Linked DNA regions of Mus musculus: region 2 is linked to region 1. Evidence: chromatin loops called from intact Hi-C (ENCODE). Cell type or tissue: left cerebral cortex. All regions are shown on one strand. Links, peaks and the distances in the headings refer to the core of each region. The heading gives the core; the rest is flanking DNA. Region 1 holds the start of Gm16244 (a long non-coding RNA gene). Region 2 overlaps Crtac1 (cartilage acidic protein 1).

Region 1 (2,903 bases), core at 404-2,903:
CAAGCCAGGCCTTCGTCCCCGGGAGGAGAGGGGGAGGGTACGTCAGAATTTCTGGGTGTCGTTGAAAGAGTGCTAAGCAGCTATTGGGCGGAGCCACGCAGTGAGGCGGTGCTAAGCGGCGCAGGGAGAGACTCCCTCCTAGGCCAGCTGCTCCTGCTGGAGCATCACAGGCTATAGTCCCCACCCCTCGCACCCACCCCCCAACTGAGCTGTGTTAGGCGGGACAGAGGCCACGGGGACAGTTTGCTAGGGACAATGAGAGAACTGTGACCCGGGTGGTAAAAGTGGGTGCAGGGGATTTTTCTCAGAATCGCCCTTCTCTTCAAAGTTTCCTCCTTTTAGAGCAAAATATAAAGAGAACAAAGATCAGAAAATGAGGTTAGCCGCAACCGTAAAACCAGATACCCACCGAAAAGTATGCGGGTGCTTACCGGAAGTTACCATCAAGGCAAGCCCGAGAATGGTGCAGCCAGGCTCAGAGTTTCATTGCTTTCAAAATCCCCAGGATCAAACCTTCCTCCTCCGCCTTAGATTCTTCTTGCCTGTTATCAAAATGGGAGGATTCCAGAGGCAGCTTATTTCTCTTGTTATTTGAAGCCGGGAAATAAGAATAACACCTACCCACCGTTCTTGTCCTTAAGATGAGCCTACTGGGCTGAGGTTGCGACCTGGCTGGTAGGAACCCCGTAACCCGGTAGGAAGGTGCAACAGCGCTCTGTTCCCTGGCCTCCCAAGAGGAGTTTGAATCTCTGAGTTGAATGGGACCTTAGGAAAGCCCAACCAGAACCAAACCCGAATGCAGCTTTTCACTGGGACCTCCTGCCAGCTTGCGATGGGTTGTGTAGTAACCCATCCCTGCTCACCGCTCCCTGGGGCTGCTCAGGGTGGGATTGCTGACCCCACCTGTGTGTGAATGAGTGACCCAAATATAAACTGTCCAGTTGCAGAGGAGGTAGGAGCTAATGTGTCATCAACGCTTGCTCCACATAAAGGACACCTTCTAGCTTGTGGTCCTTAAAATGGGGGAACCTGTGACTTCTCAGCCCGTGTCCAGGTTGTCCACTCTCAGGAACAGGCGGCAGTGGAAACCAGACCCTCTGAATGCCTTCATGCCTTTTCTGCCTTAAGCATTTGCAGGCCCAAGGATGCTGTGCTGCTGTTGTCTGCTGACCTGGTCAGAGTATCTAGCTCCTCAGAAGCCCTGCTGTGTGCTTTGCCAAGGTAAACCATGCTCCTCTCCTGGAGGATGGAGGGTGGAGAGGTGGGCAGCACCCACTTGAAGAGCAGAATGAGAGGAGCGAACTGAACTGCCACATGCACCTCTTTGTACATTTCTTCCCCCTCCCCCTCTCCAGCCCTGCCCCCACCCCCCATGTCACTACTTCATTGGGGGAACCAAAGACAGGAACCCCAGAAGGACTGGGTGATGGCAGGCATGCAGACGAGGGTTCCGTGAGTGTCCATTGTTTTGAAGCCCATCTCCTTACCCAGGCTGAACTCACGGATGTGACCTTTGCCCTCGCTTTTCCCTGGAAGATGAAGTGCGTGTTGGTGGCCACCGAGGGCGCAGAGGTCCTCTTCTACTGGACAGATGAGGAGTTTGCTGAGAGCCTCCGGCTGAAGCTCCAGCAGTCAGAGGATGAGGAAGAGGAGGTAATTACAGAACAGGCCGTCCTGGTGGAGGTGGGGTTGGTAGAGGAGCCACAGAGCCACCCGAGGCCAGGAGGTCCCAGTGCCTCTTCCAGGCAGGCAGGAGGAGTCCGCAGGGCCTGTGCCTGGCCAACAGGGGGCAGCCTTTTGATGTCTTGAGTACTGTGATTTCCTATCTCACTGTCTGGGCCAGTGATTGGGGAAGGGGGTAAATTTTAGCCTCACAAGAGGGAGACTTGATGTCAGGTTCTCCATCTGAAAAGCTTGGCGTACCCATAATGATTAATTTTTAACAACTCTATTAAGTATAACTAGACCAACTGTTATCTGTTCACATTTAAATTATATAGTCCGATATATCTATATCTGTGATTCCATCATAGTCAGTGAACTGTCTGCCACCCCCAAAGGCTTTAACCCCTCTTTCACTTCTTTTCTCCCTAAGAGTCAGTGAGCCATTGCTGTCCGGTGAGTCTGTTATGTAGACCTATCTAGAACAATCATACACAGCAGTGTGGGTACATTTTGTGTTGTGGTTGGCTTGGGCTGGCTCTTTTACCTCAGCGTGACTCTTTGCCATGTCTTCATCTGTCCCAATTAGCGCCTATCAGTCAACCAGTTCTCTCATATCTATAGGCTGTAATCTGTTTCTTCGTTTCCTTCTTGGTGGACGTTTGACTTGGTTTTAGGTTTTGGTTACCATAGACATATGTTGGCTGTGAACATACACATCTTTGTGTGAGTTTGGACTCTGTGGGTGTTTGTTGTTGTTTTGTTTTGTGCGTATGGATGTTTTTCTTTCGTGGTTTGTTAATCCTGAGATTTGCAGGAGAAAAACCAGTCCCACCATTTTGAGCCGAATTTGAAGCAAGCTTTAATTAAATACTGACTGGGATGGGCTTTGGTCAGGACTGTCCCCTGGAGTTCCCAGCTGAGTGGCCCTAAGACACATGTTGCAGGGGCTTATAAGGAGAAACCCATACAGCCACCATATTTTCCCTTAGAGCGTAGTTATTTTCAGAGAACTTCAACTCCCAGCATTCCAGGAAGTTACCTGGTCCTGGGGTGGGTGGCCTTATAGGTTAACCTCAGGTCTTAACAGTGTATCTACATACCATGTGCATGCAATGCCCACTGAGGCCAGAAGGGGGCATTATATCACTTAGAATTGAAGTTACCAAAAATTGTGAGTTGTCATGTGGTTACTGGGACTAGAACCCAGATCCTCTGGGAGAACAGCAAATGTTTTTAAC
Region 2 (2,903 bases), core at 323-2,822, 460 kb after region 1:
GTACAGTCAATTTTTCTGAGTAAGCTCCCAGTTCTGTGTACTGGGCTGGCTTGGCAATTAAGTGCCTTGATCTTGCAGGAGAGGGAGGGGTATGGGCTGGGGGATGAAACACTTGAAAATGATGAGATGGAAGGGAGGCAAGGACGGGGAGAGTGCATTACACGCAGAATGGAAGAATTCAGGAGGCTGGAGCATGAAGGGGGCATTGTTCACGCTGGCTGGGCTGGCACAGAACCCAGGAGGGATAGGAGGGGCGCAAGCAAAGACAGCTGAGGAGCAGAGATGCGATGGGAGCCCCAGCCAACTGTGCTGGCCGTGCTGGAAGGATAGGGCAACCCAAGGCGGGGGCAGCAGCTTCTGTGGAGGGATGGAGGAGGCCGGGGCAGCTGGCATACCCAGAGGACACATAAGAGCAGTTCTGCAGACTTCCAGAAGCTATTTGGCTGGCAAGAACCAATTTGGCCTACCAAGTTACTGTTCTGTCTGCCTGCCTTCCCCAGCCCCCCAACATTATCCTGCAACCCCCACTTGTCACTCGGTTAATGACACATGGACATCTGGCTGGGAAATGACCCCAGAGTGCTCCCTTGAGCCCTAGGAATGAACCCCAAATGTAAGGGCCACTATGCTGAGCCCAGCCCAATGGCCAAGACTCTGGGCAGGTGGCCAGCGCTCATTGCCAGAATAGTGCAAGGAAGGGGTCTGGGAAGCCAGGAGGGACAAGCAAGGCCTAAGCAGGCTGGGAGGGAGAAGCAAGCAGTGGCCAGATGTGCTTCAGGGAACTGAGGCTTCTGCAGCCAAGCCACAGAGCTCCCATTTTTTTTTTGAGGGCAGCCACCAGGACTGGGTGGGAGGACCTCCCATTTGCCAAGGGATCAGACTAGGTCCAAAGAGCAGAAAGGACTTGTACAAGGTCACTTAGGAGACTTGGAGAAAGCCAGCACTTGGGGCCTTATGTCCTGATGCTTAAACCAGCCATAACCAGCTGACCTTTCTGATGACCTCCAACTAGAGCAAGCTGCTCCCAGCTGGTAAAGGGAAGGCCCCTTACCCTCTGGGTATGAATTGGCAGACAGGCCCTGAACTGTGTATGCAGGTTGTCAGGCCAAAGCAGCTGTCTGGCCTGGGGTGCTCAGGACAGCAGGCTGCAGTGGTGGGGGGCTGGAGAGCAATGGCACGCAAACCACACACAAGTTGTTAGTTGTGCAGGAGGGGGGAAGGGAGATCTCTCCAGACACTATTGATTCTGGCATCCACTACCACTCTGCTGGGTCACAGTGCCATCTAGTGGCTGAAATGCCTGCTCTCAGGGGACTGAGCCCCTGGAGGGTGTCTGAACCTGAGCTGCTAGTACCCACAGTGGCAGTAGAGAGCCTGCTGTCCCTTGCTGTGGCTCCCTAACCACTCCAAGGTCTCTTCAACTATCAGAGACCACTTGGAGCCAGGAAAGGCTGGGAGCTGAGATGTGTGGGAACCCTGAGAAGTGGTGTCCGTCCCACAGAGGGTTTGGCATAGGAGAGAGCAGCAGTCCTGTGGTATCTCACCAGGCACCTTGACCCAGCCAACTAGCAGAGTGGCTAAAGGGAGCAGGCTTACGCCGGCCTGGACAGCCATAGAAGACAATGACCTCTCCCCACACAAATTCTACCTTCACAGTGTTTTGGAGAAGGAAATAACATGGGGATGCCTAGTCCATAGCCTGGGCCTATGGCTCTGACACAGTGGCACCAGGCTTCTCTGCTGGGCATCTCCTGGGGCCTTGAGCTAGCTCAAGGATGGAGCTGAGAGAGCCAGCCCATCTGTCATGGAGGCATGAAGTCTGTGTCTTCCCGTCTAGGCACTATGCAGGCGGGCATCTTTATCCCCTCCCCAAATGGAGTGCAGCTTTCTGTCACCGTCATCCTTCTTCCCTCTGCACATGGCCTCCTTCTCCCAGGCCCTACCCTTTTCCCAGGACCTCTGCACTCAGGCCACACCCCCTTTGAGGGAGCATCTGCCCAGGCTGCAAGGTGGTGATTAAAGAAGCCTTTAAGGAAATTTGGAAAGAAAATGGAGGTGGATTTATGATGTTGGGTGGAGAGTTCTGCTGTTGGCTGGGAGCAGTGTGGAACAAAGCGGAGGGCAGATCTGATTTATAGGAAGTCATTATTGGAGGAGACGGAGAGGCCCAAAGCCCAGCTGAGCCCTTCTGGCAGATCCCCATCAGCAGCAATGACTGGTGTCTGCCGGGTGGGGGCTGAGGAGCCTCTCAGGTTTCCAGGTGGGTGTCAGCCATCTAGATAGCTGTAGCTCAGCCAGCACTAGCAGCCAGGACCAGACAAGGCTAGAGAGACAGGTACCTCAGCCAGGTCCAGAAACCCCAGGAGGGTCCCCAGAGGGGTTCCCAAAGTCCAGGATACACAGGAGCCATTTCCAGGGAGTGTCGGGTGCAGTGTACGATTGTCACAGGGTTCTGTCCTGGTTCTGAAGTGCATAGATGTTAGATAGACTCACACTTTACTTTTCACACACATTTCCCCCAGTGATCTCAAGAGACTGTAAAGAAAGGACACTAGTGGCTCTATCACAAGGTGCCAGTACGGTCCCCTCCCTGTTGAGAGGAGACCCGAGTCGATGTGTTAGAGAGGCAAGCAGTGGGAACAGCGTGAACGTTTGAGCTGAGACCCTATCACCTGCCAATTGTGATTGCTGCCGTGTAAGCCTCAGTTTCTTCACCTGGAAAATAGAGGGAACGGGAGGGTACCGAAGACGTATTTGACAAAATAAACAACACTTTCATTACACTGGACAAGTGCGTTCAGGAGTTCTATTGTACACTACAGTGACCGCAGTTAATAACAATCTATTATATTCTTGCGCCATGCCAAGAAGATAGATTCTAAGTGTTCGAGAAATTTAAATAA

Evidence for each region. A loop is a pair of places that touch in the nucleus more often than their neighbours do. Peaks named below come from ENCODE experiments on the same cell type or tissue, not always from the same donor. Only the 100,000 strongest peaks of a DNase experiment are listed, where the experiment ranks them.
Region 2: a loop joins it to region 1, with 3 times the contacts of the local background. A loop is called at or near these places in 9 of 42 quality-filtered maps.

Annotation. Positions count from the first base shown.
Region 1 is chr19:42,776,872-42,779,774 of GRCm38, reverse strand. Hps1 (HPS1, biogenesis of lysosomal organelles complex 3 subunit 1) reads left to right here. Exons shown (of 20, transcript NM_019424.3): 2 at 1,129-1,221; 3 at 1,492-1,653. The coding sequence starts at 1,537. Gm16244 (a long non-coding RNA gene) reads right to left here and starts at 743. Exons shown (of 2, transcript XR_386720.3): 1 at 432-743; 2 at 1-335. In left cerebral cortex, for the core only: CTCF peaks have their summits at 1,782 (motif pointing right) and 2,800 (motif pointing right); DNase peaks (open chromatin) are centred at 658, 1,733 and 2,782; H3K4me3 peaks cover 176 bases; H3K27ac peaks cover 145 bases.
Region 2 is chr19:42,314,502-42,317,404 of GRCm38, reverse strand. The region is part of intron 5 of Crtac1 (cartilage acidic protein 1); the gene reads left to right. Gm34347 (a long non-coding RNA gene) reads right to left here. Exons shown (of 3, transcript XR_386718.4): 3 at 2,779-2,903. Among named protein-coding and RNA genes, the nearest start is that of Mir3085, 36 kb to the right of the region's middle. In left cerebral cortex, for the core only: a CTCF peak has its summit at 1,306 (motif pointing left); DNase peaks (open chromatin) are centred at 650 and 1,276; H3K27ac peaks cover 453 bases.